3 separate regions of the Mus musculus genome follow, and all the other regions are linked to region 1. The links are chromatin loops, found by intact Hi-C in ENCODE. Cell type or tissue: left cerebral cortex. All regions are shown on one strand.

Region 1 (8,000 bases):
AACAAGTATGAAGTCATTACAGAGGAAAAAGTAACGGTTCACAGGGAATGAGACAAGTTGTGATTCTTCATTGGCCCCAAACCACCAATTCTTCAGGGGCACACAGCAGCCCACTGAACTGGGACCACATGAAAGGGTTGAATGCAGAAGGGTGGGGGTGAGGAAGCACAATCATCTTGGCAGAATTGTTTCAAATACATTAGTGAATTTTCACTGAAAGAATGACAATATAATCAATGAGAGATTGTTAAAGTCGACAATGCAGCATTTCCAATGGGGGTGGGGGGTGGGATGTGAGATTCACTCCAAAGCAGAATAAGGAGGCGAAAGTACATTTCATTTAGGAGAAAGGGCATGGGAATCTTTTGAGAGGGTATCTTTTAGAATGTGGAGCTCTAATAGAAACCTGGCCAGTTATTTCTGATGCAATATTTAAGACAGAAACAGACTCTGTGTTGAAAGTCTAACAAAATGCTATTGAGGAAAAATTCTAAACTTTCTTTTTTTTTTTCCATTTTTTATTAGGTATTTAACTCATTTACATTTCCAATGCTATACCAAAAGTCCCCCATATCCACCCACCCCCACTCCCCTGCCCACCCACTCCCCCTTTTTGGCCCTGGTGTTCCCCTGTACTGGGGCATATAAAGTTTGCAAGTCCAATGGGCCTCTCTTTCCAGTGATGGCCGACTAGGCCATCTTTTGATATATATGCAGCTAGAGTCAAGAGCTCCGGGGTACTGGTTAGCTCATAATGTTGTTCCACCTCTAGGGTTGCAGATCCCTTTAGCTCCTTGGCTACTTTCTCTAGCTCCTCCATTGGGAGCCCTATGATCCATCCATTAGCTGACTGTGAGCATCCACTTCTGTGTTTGCTGGGCCCCGGCATAGTCTCACAAGAGACAGCTATTTTGTCATGCCTTCCTTGTGGATTCCAGATGCTAAGGCCATGCATTTTGTTAGCTTCCTTCTGTTCCTAAACAGAATAGTTATCAGATAGATCTTCCTCTGACATTAAAGATGCCCTTCTTTGTGAGCTGTCTGGTCGGATCGCCGCCGACCACACGTGACTGTCAAGCACTTGATGCATCCCTGCCATAACAGAGGAACCAGCTTGTTTTATGGTGCTCACTTTTGATCAGTGTGATATTTCAACACTGGCACAGCACACATTGATCAAAGCCAACCTCTCTCTGTCTACCCTAGGCATGCAACCTCTAGCTACCAGCATTCTGCATGGCTTGGGGTCTCTATAAGAGAGAATATCTGGTCTATGCCTTTTTGTGTCTGGCTTCCTTTGTTTGGCACACATTTCTCCAGTCCCATTCATTCTCCTTCAAATGACAGGATTTCATCTTTCTTTATGGCTGAGTATCTCTCCATTGGGTAGATATACTGCATTTTCTTTATCCACTCATCGGCTGGTGGGCATCCAGGCTGATTCTGTATCATTTCTATTGGCAATGTGTGCTGGGGTGGGAGAGCACGGTCATACAGTGGAGCTGTCTGCGTTTTCTTATGAGTTTCTTTTACTTCATATCCATGCCACATTATTTTTCATTCGAATTTGATAACAGCCATTCTAAATAGAGTGAGATGATACCTCCCTATCATTTGCATTTACATTCCCCTTAGTGGCTAATGATAGCAAGCATTCTAAAGGCATTTATTGGCCATCCATTAGGCTTCTTTGGGGGATACTGCAGTTAGATAAGAGCAAACAAGGATGGAAAAGACAAAAAGAGGCTATGAGGGTGGGTGTGTAGCTAAGGATTCTCATGAGAGGTATCCAACACAAGCCTCCTGGGCATGGAGGCTGGAGGGCTTCCTGGAGGGAATCCTGCCTAATTGAGGTGTATAGAATGAAAGGTATTTAATGGGAGAGAGAGGATTGGGAGAGAGAGCAATGCAGGCAAGAGTCCATACAGAGAAGGCACATGGGATGTTCTAAGAGCCCTAAGTAGTCAGTGAGCAGGGCAAGAGGTGAGGCAGAAAGAGGAGGACAGACAGGGACTACAGCAAGGTCTCCCTCTGCCCTGGGTTTGGACTTTGTCGTGAGATGTAGGAGGGATATTTAGTAGATGCCCACATTTTGTCCTCTGTGTGACTGGCTTCTGTTAATGTCACTATGCAGGTATGCCATTACCTTCCCAACATCCAAGGTCAGCTGCCACATCCCAGACTGTCTTGCCCCCATCCTCAGTACAGAATGCACCATCTCTCCAGTGCTGCCTGCCCTCTGCCTTCACCCACTTCCTATCAGGGTGTGGAGTCTGTGTCAGTGACTGTAGCTCTTTGGGGACAGGAGCTAGGTCAGAACACAACCTGAGACCAATATGTTCTCCCCATCACATCTGCCTCCCAGTTGGACACAATAGGACAGGGAAGGCTTGTACAATAAGACTCAGCTTTACTGCTGGGCGTAGTGGCACACACGCCTTTAATCCCAGGGAGGCAGAGGCAGGCAGATTTCTGAGTGTGAGGCCAGCCTGGTCTACAAAGTGAGCTCCAGGACAGCCAGGGCTACACAGAGAAACCCTGACTTGAAAAACCAAAAGGAAAAAAAAAAAAGGACTCAGCTTTATCCAGCAGTTTCACTGGGTAGCTTTGGGCCAGGTACCTAATTCTGTGATCCTTGATTTGTCTGATAGTAAGTAGAAACATATGTGTATATGATATCACACGTATCGCATACACATATACATACATACACATATGTATGTATGTATATGTGTATGACTGTTGAAGGAGGAAATGCCCCACCCTACTCCCACCTATAGGTGGTCACAGGCAAGTTTATCTTCTGCACCTGCTTCAAGCTGATGTCCCTAAACTGCATGTGTTCTGACCCTCAGGTGAGGTTGATAACAATGTAGGTACTCTGGCAACCCAGTAGGCTCAAGAATCTGGTAGGTGTTACAGTGGCATTCTGGGTACTTCTCATGGGCCATCTACGAGAAAAGTTAGAACTTGTAACCTGTTCTTATGGCGTCTGTAGGGGTGGAGCAGCTCCGTCCTGTAGGATCATCCAACGGTATACAAGACTGACACTAGAAGTCAGTGCATCTTGCCAATGGCTTCCAAAGGTCACAGCAAGTTCTATTTACTCCCTGATGAGAATCTCTGGGTCTCACGCAGTTGACAGGCACGTCTAGTTAGGGCCACACATTCTGAAACGCAGGGTGATTAGTTGCAGTGAAAATTGGAGACCCAACCAACTTTTAAAGAATGAAGAAACTTTACTGGGGGAAAAAAAACAGAAAACTATTGCCAAATTTCCTCCAGGATTCCTTTAATAACAGCAAAGCCCGGAGTGAGAGCACACGGAACAATCACAGAAGGGTTTTGCTGGTCCGTGGAGCTACAGCGAGCAAAATTGGAATCATTACCATCTGATTCTCAGACACCAGCATATGATTGTGTCCAATTAGGAAGAAGAAATGAAAATTTGGAGGATTTATTAGCATGGGGCAGCCTGAGGAGTTTGTAAGTCCCAGTTCACATGGAGGTAGATGAGAGACAGCAATTACAATCATTCTCTAAGCCGTGTTTGTTTTGTTCAGGTCCCCCCGGTTCTCCTGGCCACCTTTGCTAGGGACTAAATATGAGGAGTTCTGTGTGCCCTGATTTGCAGGGAGCATTTGGTAGAGATGAGAGGTATTTCATATAACCTGTAAGAAGATTTAACTCTGTAAGTAACTAACACTGCTTGTATCTGTGCCCAAAAGCATGCTGGGAATGTATCACACTGGATTAGGGAACATGAGAAGCCAGATAAAAGAAGCAGCAGTGGAAATAAGAAATAAGAGGATGCATGCTGTTGTATTTTCTTCCCACAGTCTAACTATGGCACTAAAGGAATATACCATTTTAATTAGAGATATGTGGAACCACCAAAGGAGATGGGTCAGTCCTGTGTCGAACCAAAGAACAACAGGCAGACAGATAATTCAGTCTTATTACAAAAGCAAAAAAGCAGAAAGGCAAAGTATGTGAAACTATGGATATGTTGATTTCGCTTTGCTATGGTAATTTCTGTGCATCTCTCCTTATCTTACTATCTATCGCCCATCTATAGCAGCGTACATAACTTGGATATATGTACTAAAGTTTATCTCTTTAAGGAAAGAACAATTTTACAGGAAAACACCAGGGGAAAAAAGGCAACACTTGAATAATATAGATGGGGTGCATTCACTTGGTCTCAGCCTAGCTACACTGCTGAGTTCCCATTATAAACCAGCCCTGCCAGCCTCTACCCTCACTCTGCTGCCCAGCAATCCAGCTTACCAAGAACTGGCTCTGGTGTTGGGATTTTGGATTGTATTACTCAGTCTCAAATCAAGGAGGGGGAAAAAACAGGTGTTTGGAGGAGAGTATTTTAAATGGAGCAGTCGATGGAACACGAAGAGTGAGCGTGTTCTATTTTGAACTGTCTGCCATCTGGAGAGATGGAGACTGGGGCTGTTGCTGCCAGGATGGAGAGAAGAGAGTGGTTGCCATGTTCACCTCCTACCACAGGGGCTATTTAAGCTCTAAACGTCTGTGGTGCCGGAGAGGCGTCTGAGCAGAGGTTTGCACTTGGAAACTTCAGCATCACTGTGGTGTCTGCAAATCAAGCAAAGAGGAGGACCACATTCAAGGACAGTGCAGAGGTGAGTAGCAGGAGAGAGTTCTGTGATGCTGTACCAAGGGACGGCTCAAAGAAGGGAGAAGGCTAGGCTTGTGAAGAAGTAGAAAGAAACCCGTGTTAGTATGATTATAGTATAACCTTATGAAACAGGAAAGTTAAGGAAACTGATTACAAGAAAAAAAATGGCCAACATTTTTACTTTAACCTCTAATAGAAAATAAGAAAGAGAACTGGAGGGATGGCTCCGTGGTAAAGTACCAACTGTTCATGCAAAGAACTACATTCAGATTACCAGCATCCATAGCAGACAGGACACAACTGAGTGTAACTCCAAATCCAGAGGGATCAGCCACCTCTGTCATCCACAGGCATCTGCACTCACATGTACACGCCCACACACAGATGTACACATACCCCATCCATGGGCACCTGCACTCACATGTACACGCCCACACACAGATGTACACATACCCCATCCATGGGCACCTGCACTCACATGTACACACACACACACAGATGTACACATACCCCATCCATGGGCACCTGCACTCACATGTACACACACACACACAGATATACACATACCCCATCCATGGGCACCTGCACTCACATGTACACACACACACACACACAGATGTACACATACCCCATCCATGGGCACCTGCACTCACATGTACACACACACACACAGATATACACATACACCATCCATGGGCACCTGCACTCACATGTACACACACACACACACACACAGATGTACACATACACCATCCATGGGCACCTGCACTCACATGTACACACACACACACAGATGTACACATACCCCATCCATGGGCACCTGCACTCACATGTACACACACACACACAGATATACACATACACCATCCATGGGCACCTGCACTCACATGCACACACACACACACACAGATGTACACATATATCATCTATGGGCACCTGCACTCAAGTGCACACACCCACACACAGCCATACACATACATATAATGCTTTACACATGAAAAGAAAATTTAAGAGCTACATAAGTTGATCAGGAACAATAGGAAAGTTAACTGAAGTGCCATAACGGGAAACATCTGGGCGAGGTTTGCTTAAAACTAATCTGAAGGTAAGGGCAGAACGTGAGCTGCTGGTGCAACTCTTGCAGAGAACCAGGGTTCTGTTCACAGCACCCACATTTGGCAGCTCACAACTGCGTGTACCTTCAGCTCCTGCAGATTCCACACCCTCTTCTGGCCCCCCACAAGCACCCACATGAAACTGTACAACCACACACAGAACACATGTGCATACACACCACAAAATAAGTAAGGATTTCTTAAAAATAGAAAGGCAGATATGCATGTAGAAGAGATGCTGAAGCCTGGCAGATCTCACCGTTGTCAGAGAATCTTTATATAAGGCAGAGACATGATAAAAGAAAAAAATAAAAAATAAAAGCAGCAGGGAATGATGGTTCAGGGATAAGATGATGGAAGGTAGGTCATAAGAACAAAACTTCCCGTGGGATAACTGCACAAAGATGTGAGACGTGAAAGATGCGAGGTGTGTGGTAATGGATTCAAGGTGAAGCTCTTACAGTCAGATATACTGAGGAACAATAGACTGTGGAAAGGTGGGAGGGCTGTATAAGTAGATGTAGTTTCATGATGTTTCATAAAACTCATGAAGCCGCTGTCAGAGTAGCAAGGACTCCAAGATCCCTTCTCCACGTTCCCATCTCTCCCCAACTTTTATTTTCTACTGGCTTCTATGTCTCTTACTGCTCTCGGCCCTAGGACAGTTTGCACCCCTGCTGTCTCTCAGATTTTGAGCAACTGATAACTGGTGACTCACAGTATCTCTCTGCAGCTGCCCAAAGTCAGACATTGAAGTCTGCCTCACCTAGTATATTTCCATATCCTCATCTATTGGTGTTTTTTTCTGAGCTAGCACATGTATTTGTGCAACCATAGTATCCAAGGAGGCTTGTTCTTCTGAAAAACACACACGCACATGTTTGCTCTCTCTCTCTCTCTCTCTCTCTCTCTCTCTCTCTCTCTCTCTCTCTCTCTCTCTCTCTCTCTCTCTCTCGCTTCCCCCCCCCCATCAGTTCCAGCTGCCTGGAGCTGGTCAGAGAGATCATCTTGGAGACTCTGGATTTTTGGTAGGGAAAGAATAGCGAAAGCTTACAGTCTGTGTGGCTCCGAAGAAGAACTGGATGCTCCCCTTCCCCTTCCCCTTTCCCCTTCCCCCTTCCCCTTCCCCTTTCCCCTTTCCCCTTCCCCCTTCCCCTTCCCCTTTCCCCTTCCCCTTCCCCTTCCCCCTTCCCCTTCCCCTTCCCCCTTCCCCCTTCCCCTTCCCCTTCCCCCTTCCCCCTTCCCCTTCCCCTTCCCCCTTCCCCCTTCCCCTTCCCCTTCCCCTTCCCCTTCCCCCTTTCCTTTTCTTTCTCTTTTTTTTTCTTTTTTTGAGACAGGGTTTCTCTGTATAGCTTTGGCTGTCCTGGAACTCACTCTGTAGACCAGGCTGGACTCGAACTCATAAATCTGCCTGCCTCTGCCTCCCAAGTGCTGGGGTTAAAGGCGTGCACCACCACTGCATGGCCCCCTTTCCTTTTCTAACCTGGCTACAGCTGCTTAGGGATTGCTGTTTGGCTACTGTGTTTCCACGAGGGTGTCAACTTGGGACTACATTTTTTTTTAAAGCTTGCAAACCTATAAAAAAAAGTACCCATTTTGAGACTAGGAAGTAACAGCCCAAATAAGAGAAGAAGAAGGGTTTGAGATCATGGATTTAGACCTGAATTGTACAATGCAGTAGCCACAGTAGGTGGATATTTAAGTTAAATATATGAACGAAAACATTAGTCCATTAGTTTCATCAGCCACATTTACAGGATCTATAGGTAGTGCTGGATATTATATTGAACATTATTTCTATCATAGTAAAAAAATAAATCTCACCTTGTGCTGTGCTGGATAAAAAGAGGCCATGGTTTCAAATTGTATTGATGATACAGATCTTTGAGGATACAGATAAAGTCCAGAGAGCCTTTCGTGAGAGATGAACAGGATAATGGGTAGAGTGTAGAGCTAGGCATAAGACGTGAAGTTCCTGAAGAATAATGAGCCCTGCTTTTGGGTTACTTGCTGCTGAGACCCTGACCTACTAAGCTGGACCTTCCCCCTGCATAGCTCCTTCCTAGGGATAACGTATAGGTTCTAAACCTGTTCTCAAATGGTTCTTAACATTAAGCAGTCCTCAAACCATAGATTGTGACTCCTTTGCGGGGGCATCCCAATAACTCTTTCCCAGGGGTCACATATTAGATAGGCCTGCATATATCAGGTATTTACAATTCATAACAGTAGCA
Region 2 (8,000 bases), 150 kb before region 1:
TTCCCGTGATTTATACTATTTATGTGTATGGGTGTTTGTATATATGCAATCATATGTGTGTACAAGTACCCACAGAGACCAAAAGAGGGTGTTGGATAGCCTGAAACTCGAGTTACATCAGGCTGTAATTCTTACACTTATATTGAAAAAGCAAATCTATTTATTTGCATTCAAATTTGAAAGCCTAAACTGGTGTCTAAGGTTTTTCTAGGTATATCAATTACTCATGTTAAACTTGTTTTTAGAACTTGGCTGCATTGCCAAGGGCATGATGATACCCACATAACAAAACTAAAAGCTAAACTACTTTGCATGTAGTTATTAAAATAACACATGGAAATGATGTGGATGCCTTTTGATAATTGCCAGAAAAATTGTCAATCTTTTGTCTCGTAATTCTCTTGCTATGGAATGCAAATTGTAAGTACAGGGAATGGAAAATAAGGAGAGAAAGTTTAGGTTTGGCTTGTCTGGACCTTGCTGCCCTTTCAAGTAACCTGGCTGAAGACCTGGAGTAGGAATTGCTGATGGAACTATACTGCAGTTCAGAAAACACTGCTGAGAGGCCAGCCTGCCCAGTAACTGTTATGGGCCTCACACAGACTTATCAATCCAAGTAGGATGATCAGAGCAAAGAAAATATAGTATGTGTCTATTTCCTGGATTCTCTTTTCTATTAGGTTTTCTAGATCTGACCTTTGCATCTCCAAATAGGTTCCCCTAGTGAAGAAGTATAGACACACAGACAGGTAGACCACTAGACTGATAAGCCCAGGATCCTCTGAAAGGTTCAGCACTCTAATATGGTGGGTCTAATCCTTCTTTATTTAGCTGTGATCCTTTAATGCAGATCCTTATTTTGTGGTGACTAACAACCACACAATTATTTCATTGCTACTCCATAACTATAAATTTGCTACTGTTATGAATATTAATGTAAATATCTGATATGTACAATATCTGATATGTGACCCCCAAACAGGTTGAGAATTGCCATTCTAAGAGATCAACAAGAGTGGAACCACTTACACTAAGAAAACAAAGAAAAGTTTTAGGAAGGCATGGTGCTAAATTAATGCTAATTCTGTTCTGTTAGGCAGAGAAGTAATTTTTGCTTTATAAATTTTGGAAATCACAAAGGATTGCGAGCAGAGAAAAAGTATTATTTCATATATCAATAATTCCTCCATCTATGTAAGCATCTAACCATCTATCCATCCAGTTATTCATTCAACTACACACCCACTATCTATCCATTCACCTATTTATGCATCCCTCTATCCATCTCTCCCTCCCTCCATCTATCCATACTTCTATTGAACCCTCCATCCATGTATCCATCTATTCATTCACATTTGACTTCCCATTATGTGCCAACTGTGATTTTATACACTGAAGGAAAAAAAATAGAAAGAAGTACACAAAGTTCTTGCTTTTGTGTATCGCATTTTTTCAGGCTAATCCATAACTGACTAATCACATAAACACATGAACAGGATACTTTCTGCAAATGACAAAAGGCAAACAAATAAAGTAGTCTACTGTGATAGGAACATGGTCAATAAGGGGAAGAAGGTTTCTAGTTAGCTCATGAAATGTCTCTCTGATGGCACATCACCACATCCTGGAGCTCACAGAGCATGATTTCACAAATGACAGGTGGCACATCCTTTCCTGGGTGCCGGCTCACCTACCATCTTTCTAACCCTGTGCTCCCAGAGCTCCAACTTCATTATTCCTTATAATTAAGGCTTCCCTGTGCATCATCATAACATTTGCACTGAGAAAACTTGTTTCCCTAATTTTCTCAAGGATCAATAAAAACAAATTAAAATAGAGGATTAGAGGTGTCTTCTTGCCACATTATTTTTCTGAGAACAAAAGATGCAGTGATATCATTGTTATTTCTCCAGAGGTTCCTAACCACGATATAAAGCCATTTAGCACAGTTTCAGATCTTCATAACTCAATGCTTCTTTCCCCTTGCTCCAGGGAACCAGAGGGAGAAGAAAATGTCGGTAGGCAAAAGGATGGGATAAATGAGAAAAGCCCCTGCCTCCACATTAAAAGACATTAAGAGATACATCCTTTGATTGTCCATTTCTTGAAAGTAAGGGGAGGGCTGGGCAGTATGACTGGGGTATGCAGCTCCTCATCAAATGGAGAAGATGACAAGGGGGTGAAATGAGCTTGCCAAAATCCAAGTGCTGCATTTGAGAATGTGCTGAGTATTTGGGGGAATACAGAGGGGTGTGGTGGTATGTTCTATGTTCCAGCTTCCAGTAAATTGAAAGAGTTAAATCCATCAGGAAAGATGGGAAATATTCCTCTCAAAACCTCTATGGAACAGCCAAAGGACCAAGGATACATGCAGTAAAAAGGCAACATTTTTAACAGTGTTGTGGAAATTGTGTATTTTAGCATGGGAGACCTAGTCCGGTGTTGTGATTAGTAGCATGGGACTTAGATCATGACCACCAAGTTCATATCCTGTGTACCGCTCTGGGCTTTTGTTTGCTCATCTGTGATATTAAAAGCTCAGTACTTACCTTATGAGATGTGATGAGGATGAAAAAAGATTATGGATATATAGGACTTAAAGAAGAAGAGAATGGATGTATTGCAGATGATGAAATGGTGAATTTCTTTACCTAAACCGAGCACTCCTCAGATCCTTCATCACTCTCCCCTTTTCATGGATGAGTAAACTCAGTCCTGCCATCATTAAAAGCATTATGTGTGTGTGTGTGTACATACACATACGTACATATACATATATAATTATAATATATAATATATAATAATATATATTATAGCACTTAAATGTCTGCTGTGCTGGTTCCCAGCTGTATGACATAGTCACTGTGCTTCTGAAACTTTGACGATTTTACCTGTAAAATAGAACATTGTGGCTTGTAGTTCTAGTAAGTTAATATGCGGTGAACACAGTGCTTAGCTGTGTACCTGACATATACTACTTAAAACTTTGAGCAACATGGACAGGTGTTTGCAAATTATGGCTGATGCTTTTTATGGTTATGATGTAAGGTGGAATCAAGTTAATGACTGAACTGGGAGATAAATCTAGTGAAACAGAATATCAAGTAGATAAAAAATATTCAAAGATATTGAAGATCTGAAAAGTATAATTATTAAACTCAATCATAGTAAGATGCTAAGCAGTTAGTGTTGAGTAATTTTGATAGATGGAAATCTAAACCCAAACAACAGATATTATCTGAACACACACAGGACTGTCACACAAATAAAATGTGCATTAACCTATGTAAAAGAAAATTAAATTTAAAAAACCTTGTCAGAAAGACCATGTTCCCCAATAAATAATACAATAGTACAATAAATTGGAAATTAATAACCAAAGATACTTTATAAGATCTCGTGATTTTGACAACTAAATCACACACTGCTAAATTATATTCAGATGAAAGGGAAACCATCAAGAAATCATGGAGTGAATAGTGATGGTGGGTCAGAGAATGTCTATACTTGTATAGAGTATATCAGAGAATGTATATACTTGTACAGAGCCAAAGCCATACATACAAGGGAATAGAGTTTTAAAGTAAGCTGCTAGGTAACAGAGGTTTAGAGGCAGTATATAAATAGCAAATGGAATGAGCAAATAAATGGAAAGCAAAAACAAAAACAAAACCACAAGAGATGTTACACATCACCAGCCACTCAGCTACAGCAACAGTAAAGCACAACCCTGTGCCCATCCGAATGGCTCACAGAAAAGTAGTGATGACATCAAATGCTAATGAGGACATGGAGAACCTGGACGCCTCATGTACTGCTTGGTGGCAGATGTCATTGTCTTAGGATTTCTATTGCTGTGAAGAAACACCATGAATACAGGCAACTCTTATAAAGAAAAACAATTAAGTGGAGCTGGCTTACAGTTCAGAGGTCTGGTCCATTATCATCATGGCAGAAAACATGGCACTGTACAGGCAGACATGGTGCTGGAGAAGGAGCTGAGAGTTCTACATTTTGAACCACAGGCAACAGGAAGACAATGAGCCCCTGAGCCTGGGCTGGAGCTTTTGAGACCTCAAAGGCTGCCCTCTAGTGATGCACTTCCTTCAACAAAGCCACATCTGCTCCAACAAGACTTCCTAATCGTGACACTCCCTATGGACCAAGTATTCAAATACAACTGTCTACAGCAGTCATTTCTATTCAAAAGACCACAGGCATGTAAGGTCTCTAGAGGCCTCTCTGGAATCTAGGGTATTTTTTTATTTTAGTTTTTGAATTTTTAATTACAATTGTGTGAGTATGTGTGTGTATTTGTGTGTGTGTGTGTGTGTGTGTGTGTGTGTGTCTGTGTCTGTGTCTGTGTGTCTGTATGTATACCCAAGTGTATACCCATTGCAAGTGCACGTGGAGGTCAAGGGACAACTTGTAGGAGTCACTTCTCACCTTCCACAGTGTAGGTTCTGGCAGCCAAACTGAGATGATCACAGTTGGCAGCAAGTGTCCTTACCCACTGAGCCCTCTGGCCAGCTGTAGTCTGTTTATTTTATGAGGTAAAAAAACAAAAAACAAAAAAAAAAACTTGTTTCTCAATCCAGTGCCTGTCTGTTGCAGTAAATCTCCTCCAAAATATGCTCTGGCAATGAAAACACAACACAGACAATATGAGTATATGCTGTGAGCCTAGATTGGGCAGATCTACCACTACACTACCATCTTCCACAGCTTATGAGACCTCTTAGTACTTGCGGTTTCTCCAGGCCATGTGTTTCTGCTCTGCTTTTCTTTGTCTTCCTCCTCCTCTGTACCCTCTCCCTCTTCCATTTTCTCCTTCTCTCTCTCACTTTCCACTCCACCTTCCCTTTTATCTGCCCAATCATCAGCTCTCCTTTATTTTACAAATTAAGGTAGGAAGCAGTTAGTTTTACAGGAAATTACCTGAGTGCTGACTCATTCCTAGTTCACAGCCACTCACAGGAGAATGGAATTAACATCAAATATAATTAGCCTCAAGGCTATCCACAACACCTGTCCTCCTGGACATTCACTGTACAAACATGAAACATCTTGTTCACATAGAAGCTAGTATGTGAGGACCCATAGTAACGTTATCTATAGATAACCCCAAATTAGAAATTATCCAAATGCCTTTCACTGGCTATATAACTGAACTATAACACCTGTGAGACAGTGGCATCATGGAGTAGTACTAAGCAATAAAAAGGATCAAACTGTTGGTATATGTGACAGCTTGGACGAGTCTCTAGGGAATAGTGATTTTTCCAAGACAAGATATTACATGTTCGTTCACTTCTGTAATTTTCTTCAAATCATACGGATATAAAGGTGATAGATTAGTGGCTGTGAGGGGTTTCAATCTGGGAGGAAGGAAAGCAGGGGGGGGGAGGAATGACTTCAATCAGGTAGTATAAATACCTTAGTCAGTTTCTGCTACTTCCCACAATTGGAGATACTGCAGGTGGTCAGGGCTCATTCTTTGCTCCAAGGAAGCATCTTATCACTGAATTCTCCAGAGCTGTGGTTCTCAACCTTCCCAGTGCTGAGACCCTTTAATACTGTTTCTTGTGTTATGGTGACTCCCAACCATAAATTTATTTTTGTTGCTATTTCATAACTGTGATTTTGCTACCACTATGAATCATAATGCAAATATTTTTGGAGCTAGAGGTATGCCCAAGAGGCTACAACCCACAGGTTGAGAAACACTGCTCTAGAGGGAATAAGTTCTGGTTCTCCCCATGACTGGCTGGGCTGAGCTCACCTTGAGATGCTTTGTAAGACACTACCCATCCACATGGCTCTACCCAATCACCTTTGAAAGGGATACCTCTTCCTAATGCACTTGGAGCTTTGCAGCCACCCCAAACATTCGAGACATAGTAATAAAGGAGTCTATTGGCGATGTGCTTCTGTCTCTTGATTGTAGTGCTCATCACAGGATACTGTACAGGTTAAAATTACATAAAACTAAACACGAGTATGTTCAAGGATGTAGAGGTGAGGTCCGAATTAACCCTGTGGCTTGAGATAGTGATAATTTCCTGTGTGCACTTTACAACACATATTAACAGTCGAAGAGGCTGGATTACAATTCTCAGGGAATTCTTGTGTGTTTCTTTGCCACCTCTTATGAATCCGTAATCATTTTTAAATGCTAAAAATGAGCAAAGCATTCATCTCCAGAATATCAGAAAAAGTCCAAATGAGCAAGGAAAATGCTAACTGAATAGAAGAGAATTTTAAAAATATGTATATAATTTAGTTCTTTGAAAAGAATGCTAAAAAAAATAAAGCCAGTTGATGAAAGAAAAACACGGTAAACACAAATATTTTTAAAGTAAGAATATAATGAATCCTGAGCTGTTGAACTAAGAACTTTCAATGCATATAATTATAGAAAAACTTGGAATGACAAACCCAACATAAGGACAAAGAGAACCATTCAGTGGATCAATAGGATTAAAGAAATTAAAATGATACCCAAGCAGTTCGCAAAAACACTAGACCCTGAATGTAAAGTCACAAGATCAAGCCAGTCAAGTTTCAGTGTGGATGGGGACACAGCCCCCAGTTCCTACATCTATCAAAGAGCTATTGTCAGAGGATGGATGCTGAGGAATGGAAAGTCATTCTTTTTGGGGGATCTGGCTACTGCCAGCTAGGTTGTTCAAGTCCCAGTGGATAGCCACAAATCCATGTGCTCATTGATAGCACTAATGACAACAAGACAGAGAACAAGGTTTAGGGAGGTGTAAGTGAGGACACCTTGAAACCAGTGAACTGGACCAAACTGGATCAAACTTCCAAGGCATGCACTGAGCAGGAATCAGACAGAGAGGAGAGCATACTGGACGAAAACCAAGTGGATTTTACATGACAGTCAGCAGGGTGGAGGGCTTTGAGTTGATGCTGGCTTCTCTGTTGATGAGGGAACATTAAGGGAGAAAGCTCCTGGTAAACAGAAAACCCACCTTTGGCCTTCTGTTTACCTAGCCAGAGTCTCTATATTTAGGACTTTGTCACCAGAACTGCCTTTTGAGAGGCCACTTTGGACCTAAAGAGAGGCAGTTTAGGTTGGAAGCACCAGAAGTTGAAGGCAGGTAGTGATGGATGTATGTGACCAAATACATTTCATAAAATATGAAAATTTAAAACATAAATAAAAGCTATCATAAAAACAGCAGCCACATAGACCCTGTCTCAAAACAAAACAAAACACGATTATTAAAAAGTGAGTAAATGAACAATATCAAAAATCCCACTGAGCTCATGTGAGTGGTGAGTAGTCAGTTCTAATACATTATCGGAAGAGGTTTGACTTTTATTGTAATGCTATTTTTTTCTAGAAAATGAAACAAAGGCAATTTAGTTCCTTTTATGAAATTGCTGGAATCTTAATTCAAAAATTAGATAAAAATACAAGATAAGAAAGTGCAGGCACATTTTATGTGTGGATATACAGAGCATGTATCTGAAACCAAATATAGGCAATGGGCTCGACCCTGTTTACAAGAATATTAATCATACACATTGGAAGCTTATCTCAGTTCTCCGTGTATTTCAATAATAGCATAATTCATTTCCTTAATATAAATGATATAAATCATTTGGCTATTTATGTAAGACAAATGTTTAATAAAATATTGTCACCAGTCGATTGTTTTATTTTAGGAAAGAGAAGGAAAGTTTTTAATTTCCATACTTACGAAGCAGAACTTTACAGCAAACATGATATTTGGTATAGAACATTTAGGCAGTTAGGGGCAATCAGACCACTATGAGTTCAAGGCCGGACTACTCTACATAAAGAATACCAAGACAAAGAAGATTTCATAGTGAGATCCTGTGGTGATTTAAATGAGATTGTCCCTGTAGGCTCGCATATTTCCAGGCTTAGTCCCAGTAAATGAACTGCATAGAAGGATTAGGAGGTATGGCCTTTTAAGAGGAAGTATGTCACTGGGAGTGGGCGTTGAGAT
Region 3 (8,000 bases), 90 kb before region 1:
CATTCAGAGTTAAATAAAACACAGACTTTGCCTCAATAAAACAAGACAGCATTCTTGTGTGGGAGCGTCTTGCAAAGGTACGGTAGGTCGGAGAATTGTCAATATTTTTCCAGCATACAGATGGCTGGATTCAATCTGAACAGTAATCAGGGGCCCTAGAAAGCAACATCCTAAGTAAATGCACTGCCGGAGGCCCCTGTGAGTTCAGAGGCAGAGGAGCTTTGAACAGGATGGGAACAGATACCAAGACTGATGGAGAGAGGTGGCCTGCTATGTATAAGTTCAGGGTTAAGTGCTTAAAGAGGAAGCTACTAGATCTGGATAGATGCATATACCACCTCCTACCCTTTAGCTTTATCACAGTGAGTACTTGGGCCTCATCAACACTGGACTTTCTTATCTGTGGTCCACAGAGGCACAGCAGGAATGATGTGATACCTTCCAGATGGACAAGAGGCAGGAAGGGATCAGCTGAATCATGACTAATATAACTGTAAGCCTGAATTTGAATAATTTAAGCCAGATCTATGTTAATTAGGATACTAAATTTTCATACTGCAGGCCACTACGGGGTATGTTAAGCCTGGCTAGTAACTAAAAAAAGAAACCTCTTAACTCTGTTGAGTTGTTCATGCCAGAAATGAGAGCGTTATCTATTATCCTAGATGCTGTTCAAAGGATCTACCAGAAAGTTCGATCATTCCTCCTGCCTAAATAGTCCCAGGCCGGACCAAATGGCCCCCTTTCCACCTAGGCTGTTCTGAGTGCCACCAGATGCCTGGATTGTCTGCATTCCATCCACATCCCACTCTCAGTACATTGACAGTGTTATCATGTTCATCCTGTTCCTTGGCCTCGTCTGCATTTTAAGGCACTTCATCCTAGACTGGTCCCTCCAGTTTCTTCTTTTAGCCACTTGCTTTCTTTAATGCCTTTTAAGAGACCATATTCAATTTGTCTACATAGTGTTGTGTAGCCTTATCCAAGCTGTTGGACCGTTAACACCATGATGATGTTGGCCCTGTGGTGTTGGATTTTCTGTGTTATCTTGACTTAATCACAACATCCAGATGTGTGTTCACACATGCTCTCGTGGGGGTGCTCGGAATCTTGGAATGAGATTAGCTAGAGACTTGTACTGTTAATAAAGAAAATTGATATATAATATGAATGGGGCCTCAACCAATCAGGTAAAGGTTTGGGTAGAGAGAAAGGTGATCTTTCTTGAGCAATAGAGGTTCAGCCCGCAGACTTTCAGACTTGAACTTCAACACCAGCTCTCTGGTTCCCTGTCAACCTTTAGAATTGACATGACTAATGCAGGCCATTTTTGTTTGCCATATTACTGTTGTTGTGTTTTATAAAAAGAAAGAAAGAAGTCAGGGATATGTTTGGTAGAGGCGTGATATGGTGAGATGGAAGGGGGTGCCTCTGGGGGCCCATGCTGAGACATTCCTTCCCTCTGAGTTAACAATCAGACAACAGGTATAGTATAGACTAGAGTTCATTTGGGGCATGGGAATGGGAGTTGAGAAGGGAGTAGAGACAGAGTCAGAGACAGAGACACAGGGGTGGGGGGAGCAGAAAGTGTGTATAGACGAGTAGAGGCCAGCCATGAACACATGGAGAGAAAGGTGTGGGAATGGGGAGAGAGGGACAGAGAGGGAAGAGAGTAAGAGAGTGAGAAGGGGGACAAACAGTCCCTTTTATACTGAGTCAGGCATACTTGGCTGTTGCCAGGTAACTGTGGGATGGAGCCTAGAAGAAATTCTAACAAATTGTGTCTTGGAGACCCAAAGTAATACTTTGTGTATAATATGTACTCAATAAACATTCCTTAAATGAATGTATAGATCTTAACATGAGGTAGGAAGAAATTTTGACTGAGTTCTCGAGTGGTTTTTAAGTCTAGTTAAAGATAAGTATTACCCATTGAGAAATTCACTCCTCAACTTTGCTTTGACTAAAACTGTTCTAAGAAAGGCACCTTTTGTTGTTGTTATTCTTTTTTTAATTTATTTTTAATTAGATATTTTCTTTATTTACATTTCAAATGTTATCTCTTTTCCTAGTTTCCCCTCTGAAAACCCCCTATCCCCTACCCCTCCCCCTACTCACCAACCCACCCACTCCTGCTTCCTTGCACTGGCATTCCCCTATACTAGGGCATATAACCTTCACAGGACCAAGGGCCTCTTCACCCATTGATGACCAACTATGCCATCCTCTGCTACATATGCAGCTAGAGCCATGAGTCCCACCATGTGTTTTCTTTGGTTGGTATTTTAATCCCAGGGGGTTCTGGGGGTACTGGTTTGTTCATATTGTTGTTCCTCCTATGGGGCTGCAAACCCCTTCAGCTCCTTGGGTTCTTTCTCTAGCTCCTTTATTGGGGACCCTGTGCTCCATCCAATGGATGACTGTGAGCATCCATTTTCTGTATTTGTCAGGCTCTGGCAGAGCCTCTCAGGAGACAGCTACATCAGGCTTCTGTCAGCAAGCTCTTCTTGGCATCCACAATAGTGTCTGGTTTTGGTGGTTGTTTATGGGATGGATCCCCAGGTGAGGCGGTCTCTGGATGGTCATTCCTTCAGTTCCTGTTTCACACTTTGTCTCTGTAACTCCTTTCATGGGTATTTTGTTCCTCCTTCTAAGAAGGATCAAAGTATCCACACTTTGGTCTTTCTTCTTCTTGAGTTTCATTTGTTTTGCAAATTGTATCTTAGGCTTGAAAATGTAGGTAAAGAAATGATGAGATATCTAGTCAAATGAGTGTGTTTCAGGATGGGCTTCATTGCAGTCTAAATACCTAAGGATTTCTTATGGAGGGTTCTAGCTTATAGAATCTGAGAGTATTTGCTTGCTTGTTATAAAGAAGCACAATGCAAAGAAGGAAACCTAGCTTCTGCTGGCATATGAGGGACCTGCTAAATAAACAGCATGGACCCTGGCTCACTCCATATTCCATCTTATTGGACTATGCTCCATCATCCCCTTTGGATGCAGACACTTGAGCCAGCTTATTACTTACTCACAGCTAGATGCAAGGTGCCTATGTAGTTTAAGGCTTACATTTGAGAAGGCCTGGTTGGTCTCTTTCCCTCAAGATTACCACATGAATAGGGTATGGAGTAATGGCAGACACACAGGGAGGCATCCTGTGTGTCTGATGTTTGCTTCAGCATCCCTTTATAATTCAAATGCCTTAGCTCAAACTTCATTTATGATTCTCTCCCACTTCCTAGATAGCAGAGGTGGTACTATTGTTTTTTGGGTTTGTTGTTGTTATTAGATTAAGAAAGCAACATATATACACAACACTTAATATTTGCCTAGAGGTCTTCTCTAAATCTTAAAAGCCAGGGCTCTGAGATGCCTGGAAGCCATTTTTTTTTTTGTCCTGAGCCCTCAGCTCACCATTCACTTCTCATAGGATTCCAGAGATGATGTTAAAAATGTAGGCATCTCTGGGTAGATGCCATAGACAGAGCATCTGAGGATGAGAGGGAGGGTGACGGGTGTGTTACTAGGAACAGCTCTGGTTGGAAAGGCAGATGTCTGACACTCAGAGTCTAGAAGGAAGGGAGGGAGGGAGGGAGGGAGGGAGGGAGGGAGGGAGGGAGGGAGGGAGGGAGGGAGGGAGGGAGGGGAAGAAGGGGAAGAAGGTGAGGAAGGGAAAGAAGGGGAAGAAGGGAAAGAGGGGAAAGGGGAAGGGGGAGAAGAAGGGGAAGAAGGTGAGAAAGGGGAAGAGGGGGAAGAGGGGAAAGGGGAAGGGGAAGAAGGGGAAGAAGGGGAGGAAGGGGAAGAAAGAGGGGAAGAAGAAGGGGAAGAAGAAGGGGAAGAAGGGGAAGAGGGGAGAGAAGAAAGGAAGGAAGGGAAGTTAGTAGGTTCAATATAGTTGCCTGTTCATCCTCCCTCAGCATATGGAAGGTGTCTATATATTTGCCTTGGGTGCTCTTTTTCTTCTATTACAACATAGATATTTGTGATGGAGTCAGGGAACATGATAGAAGACATCAAATGCACAGTGTGTGTTAGCTAAAGGACAGAAAATCATTCTCTTGGCAATAGGTGGTTCAGAAAAGATACCAGTCATTGAGTTCAGCTGTAAACCGTAGGTATAGTACACAGGAATGCAGTATAGACAATTCAAATGCATTTGTGTCTGAGTGGTGGTAGTGGTGTGCGTGTGCATGTGTGTGTGTGTGTGTGTGTGTGTGTGTGTGTGTGTGTGTGTGTAAGAATTTGTATTTTGTGAGTTTATTCTGTGGTTGCTAGTATGACTATGAACGTGTCACATCTCTTGCAGTGTCTACATGAAGTGTTTAGTCTTAGAGAATCCTCAGCTTCTCAGCTCCCTCCAGGTCCCTGTGGAGGGGACACTGACCTCTTGGGAGAATTGCTCCATCATCTCAAGAGGCTCCCAGGCGTAACTCCTGGACTTCTTGACATAATATCATTTAGAAATTTACTGAGGGAGAATTTCAGATTAAAGAAAAAAAGAAGAAAAAAAAAAGATCCGGGGAGAGATAAAGGATGAACATAAAGTTAGACTCTATATTTGCCCAGCATGGGCTCTTTTATGCTTTTTCTATGGAATTGTGTTTTGATGCACTGCGTGGGACCAGAGCCTTTGTAGGGGACCCTCCTGTACACAGTCACATGGCTAGTGAGGGAACCCTTCCTCTGGTGACCATGTCCTTTCAACACACTGCCCAGAGGCGGTATTAAGTTGCCCGAGAATCTCTTTAAACATCACAGGTTGTTTCCTTTTCATGTCTGATGTTTTACCTCCTCACTCCAGTGGAATTCTGCCAGGCTGGGCAGTGCAGCATGAATGTGTCGCTTTTAACCAGCTGCCTGGTTTGTTTGTTTTGGTCCGAGCCCTTCAGTGTTCAGCACAGAAATGAAGACAAGCTGCAAGTTTTCATCTACTATCAGGACAGGTGGAAGCTCAGAGCCCCTGGAGACTGGAATTCAAATCTGCAATTGATTCTAGCTTATCTCTGTCTTTGTTTAGGAAATAGCAGATGGCTTTTCTTCTCCTACCCCAACCCAGTGGGCTCCTTTCTCTTCATTACTTTTTGCTATACTCTTAACAAGGAAGAAGTAATTCCATTATAATTGGCACCAATGCAAAGAACTTTGATCTACTTCTAGTTTCAACTCAGACAGCCCATTGGTTCTCAACCAGTGGACCAGACCTTTTGGGGGTTGATGTTGGGATTTGACCAACTTTTTCCTAGGGGCCCCTCAGAGTCCTTCAAATTGTCATAAAGGTGCTTATTGCTCTCGTGGTCCCTCATCTTGTCCTAGGCATGTTTTTAACATGAGCCTTTACTGAAAATCAGATTGGGAGTTAATCAGCTAAGGAAGGTAGTATTCACTTTTGTTTGCTGTTGGCAAGTACTGTATTTGAATTAGCCCTTTCCCAGGTTAGGTCTCAGTTTCCACCTTTACTAATTAGGGGGTTGTACTCTAGGGAACCTGCAGGGCCCACAGGTTACCACTTGAGTGCCAAAACCTAGATTAATCATACCCCTAGTTTTATGCAAGCCTATCCTTATTGCTATGTGTGTGACCTTCTTCTTTTCCATTCATTGTGTGATCATCTTCATCCATTCATTCTCGAACAGTGCATTATTTATGAGACATCTGAAATTTTATCTACTTGCTATCTACAGAAGTATGTGCATTTACTTATATCGGCTCAACTCGTCCTCCTTCCTCTCATAGTGTTCAGAATCCTCTAATAATTCCTTCACATTTTATATAGCTTTGTAATTTTTATACATTTGTATATAATCTTTTGGAGCATTTTCATTCTAGATTAAAGTCGTACCATGCCTCCCTATTGATGAATGTAGTTGTAGTTCATTCATCTTAACTGCTGTATAATATTCCATTGCTAATGTGTTTTACTAATGTGTATTGTTAACACACTGGAGATTCTTTCCAGGATGGCAGTTTTAGCAGAGTGCTGAAATGAACATCCCTTCAGGTCAGGTGACATGGGCCTGAAATCTCAGCTCCTGGGTTTAATGAGGCAGAAGAATCATAACTGAAGGCGTGCCTGGGCTCCAGAGTGAGATTTCAGCCCAGCATAATGAGCTCAGCTAGAGCATCTGCCTAGTATTTACAAGGTCCCAGGTTCAGTCCTCGGTACTGACAAGTGCACCATTATACATTCATTCTAATTATCCATGTGTTTGTGTATCTAGGAAATGGGTAATATGTTATAGTATATTAACATTAACTGTAATATGTCCCTCCACAAGCCCCCCACCCCACCCCAACAAAGCAAAACAATTTTCCAGACTAGTTTAATCAGTTTACATCACTGGAAGCCAAATACAAGCACCGTGATGACTTTTTAGAGCCTGTCTATCTTTACTATCATCAGGCTCCTTTGGCCAGGTAAGTATCAAATGACACTACCTACTGTCTTCCTGTCTATGTCCTAGATCATACACAGATCGTGAATAAGGTTGACTCTCCTCCTCATCCTGTTCATCCATGTCCCCTGCCCTGTGAGGTTTCTGCTCTCACCATTTGCTTGGCTTTTGATTAGGTTGTACCATCCTTCCTCCTGCTAGATGATAAACTTCAGAGCATATTTCTATACTTGTCCTCTTAGCTACACACATAGCTTGGCAGCTTTACCCCCTGTAATGTATCTTTTTGAAAACAAAAGTCTTTGATTATCAGTGTTTTAGTCTTAGCTTATTTTGGCAAGACTCGCACTGCTCCTAACAAATCCATCTTGAACCCAAGTCAAGAAGAACAATTCTTCAGAGATCCACTAATATTTGTAGATTTTGACCCTGAACTATGTATGTTTGATCTATTTGCAGTTATTTTTATGTACGATATAGATGGTATATACCAGTGTAGTTTTATCAGTTACAGAATAGATACTTGGGCCAAGTTGTACCAATTAGTCCTTCTTTTCCCTTGCTTTATCAGCTGTATCTAACTTATCCACAAATTCTGATGTGTTTTGATTGTTTTCCTGATTTCCCTCTTTCACGGGCCTCCATAACAACCACACATGGCCGTAATTATTATAGTGCCACATTGAATCTGGATCTCCGATATAGCCCACCCCTCTGCCTCATGCTTCAAAAATATCTTGGTTCTTCTTGCCCAGGGGGCTTTCATTTTAGAATCTACTCATCAAATTTAATGAAAACATCTGCTGCCATTTTGATTAGAATTGCATTGACTGTGTAAAACTATATGTGTGTAATTGACATCTTTACAATATTAAATTTATCTATATTTAGGTTTGCTTTAATATCCCCATAATTTTATTATCTCACTTAGAGAGGTGTTGTGTTTCACATAAAACCTGAACTGCTAACTTGGATCAGGAAGCATTGTGTCTCTCACTCTCATTTCCCTCCAGTCTCTGACCTTTGCTCAAGACCTCTCATGTGCTGTGTTTTCCCTGCCTCAGGTTTATTGTATATAGAGGTCTTCTTTGCCAGAAAGCCCATGTGCCTGCTTTTTCGTGGACAAATCATTTTATTAAACACCTTCTACCCTCTTAGAAAGGTGTCCTATCATTGCCCTAAAATGGACTTTCCCCACATCCCGTTATTCTCTACCATTGCTTCTCATCTCTACATAATATGCTATAGACAATTTATAATAATCGCATATTTATTTGTGTCTCTCTGTATTGTAAGTGCGTGTGCGTGAGCGTGTGCGTGTGTGTGTGTGTGTGTGTGTGTGTGTGTGTGTGTGTGTGTGTGTGTGCAATCCCTTATGTGGTCCCAGTAAGTACAAATGTATTAATTCATAAGGATTAGGGTGATTATTTTGGGTGGCTAAAGTACAGTGATAGCCAAGCTCTTCATCACATAGACATGACCTGTGAAATAGACAGGACCCTATGAAAACTCAGGGACACCATCTCAGATTCTACAATAATCTCTACCCATGCAATTCAATTTCCTAGCCACACACTTGCTAAAGCTATAAGTCTTCATTTGTAA

What was found. Hi-C counts contacts between places; a loop is a spot of excess contacts. Peaks named below come from ENCODE experiments on the same cell type or tissue, not always from the same donor. Only the 100,000 strongest peaks of a DNase experiment are listed, where the experiment ranks them.
Region 2: it touches region 1 in a loop (4-fold over the local background); 2 of 42 quality-filtered maps call a loop at or near these places.
Region 3: it touches region 1 in a loop (2.0-fold over the local background); 2 of 42 quality-filtered maps call a loop at or near these places.

What each region holds. Positions count from the first base shown.
Region 1 is chr2:161,796,615-161,804,614 of GRCm38, reverse strand. The region is part of intron 11 of Ptprt (protein tyrosine phosphatase, receptor type, T); the gene reads left to right. Among named protein-coding and RNA genes, the nearest start is that of Gm35374, 410 kb to the right of the region's middle. In left cerebral cortex, a CTCF peak has its summit at 4,519; DNase peaks (open chromatin) are centred at 3,772, 4,453 and 6,457; H3K27ac peaks cover 2,374 bases.
Region 2 is chr2:161,946,457-161,954,456 of GRCm38, reverse strand. All of the region lies in intron 7 of Ptprt (protein tyrosine phosphatase, receptor type, T), which reads left to right. Among named protein-coding and RNA genes, the nearest start is that of Ptprtos, 440 kb to the left of the region's middle. In left cerebral cortex, a CTCF peak has its summit at 4,117 (motif pointing left); no DNase peak of the experiment used is centred here.
Region 3 is chr2:161,886,788-161,894,787 of GRCm38, reverse strand. The region is part of intron 9 of Ptprt (protein tyrosine phosphatase, receptor type, T); the gene reads left to right. Among named protein-coding and RNA genes, the nearest start is that of Gm35374, 500 kb to the right of the region's middle. In left cerebral cortex, no CTCF peak of the experiment used is centred here; DNase peaks (open chromatin) are centred at 344 and 3,492.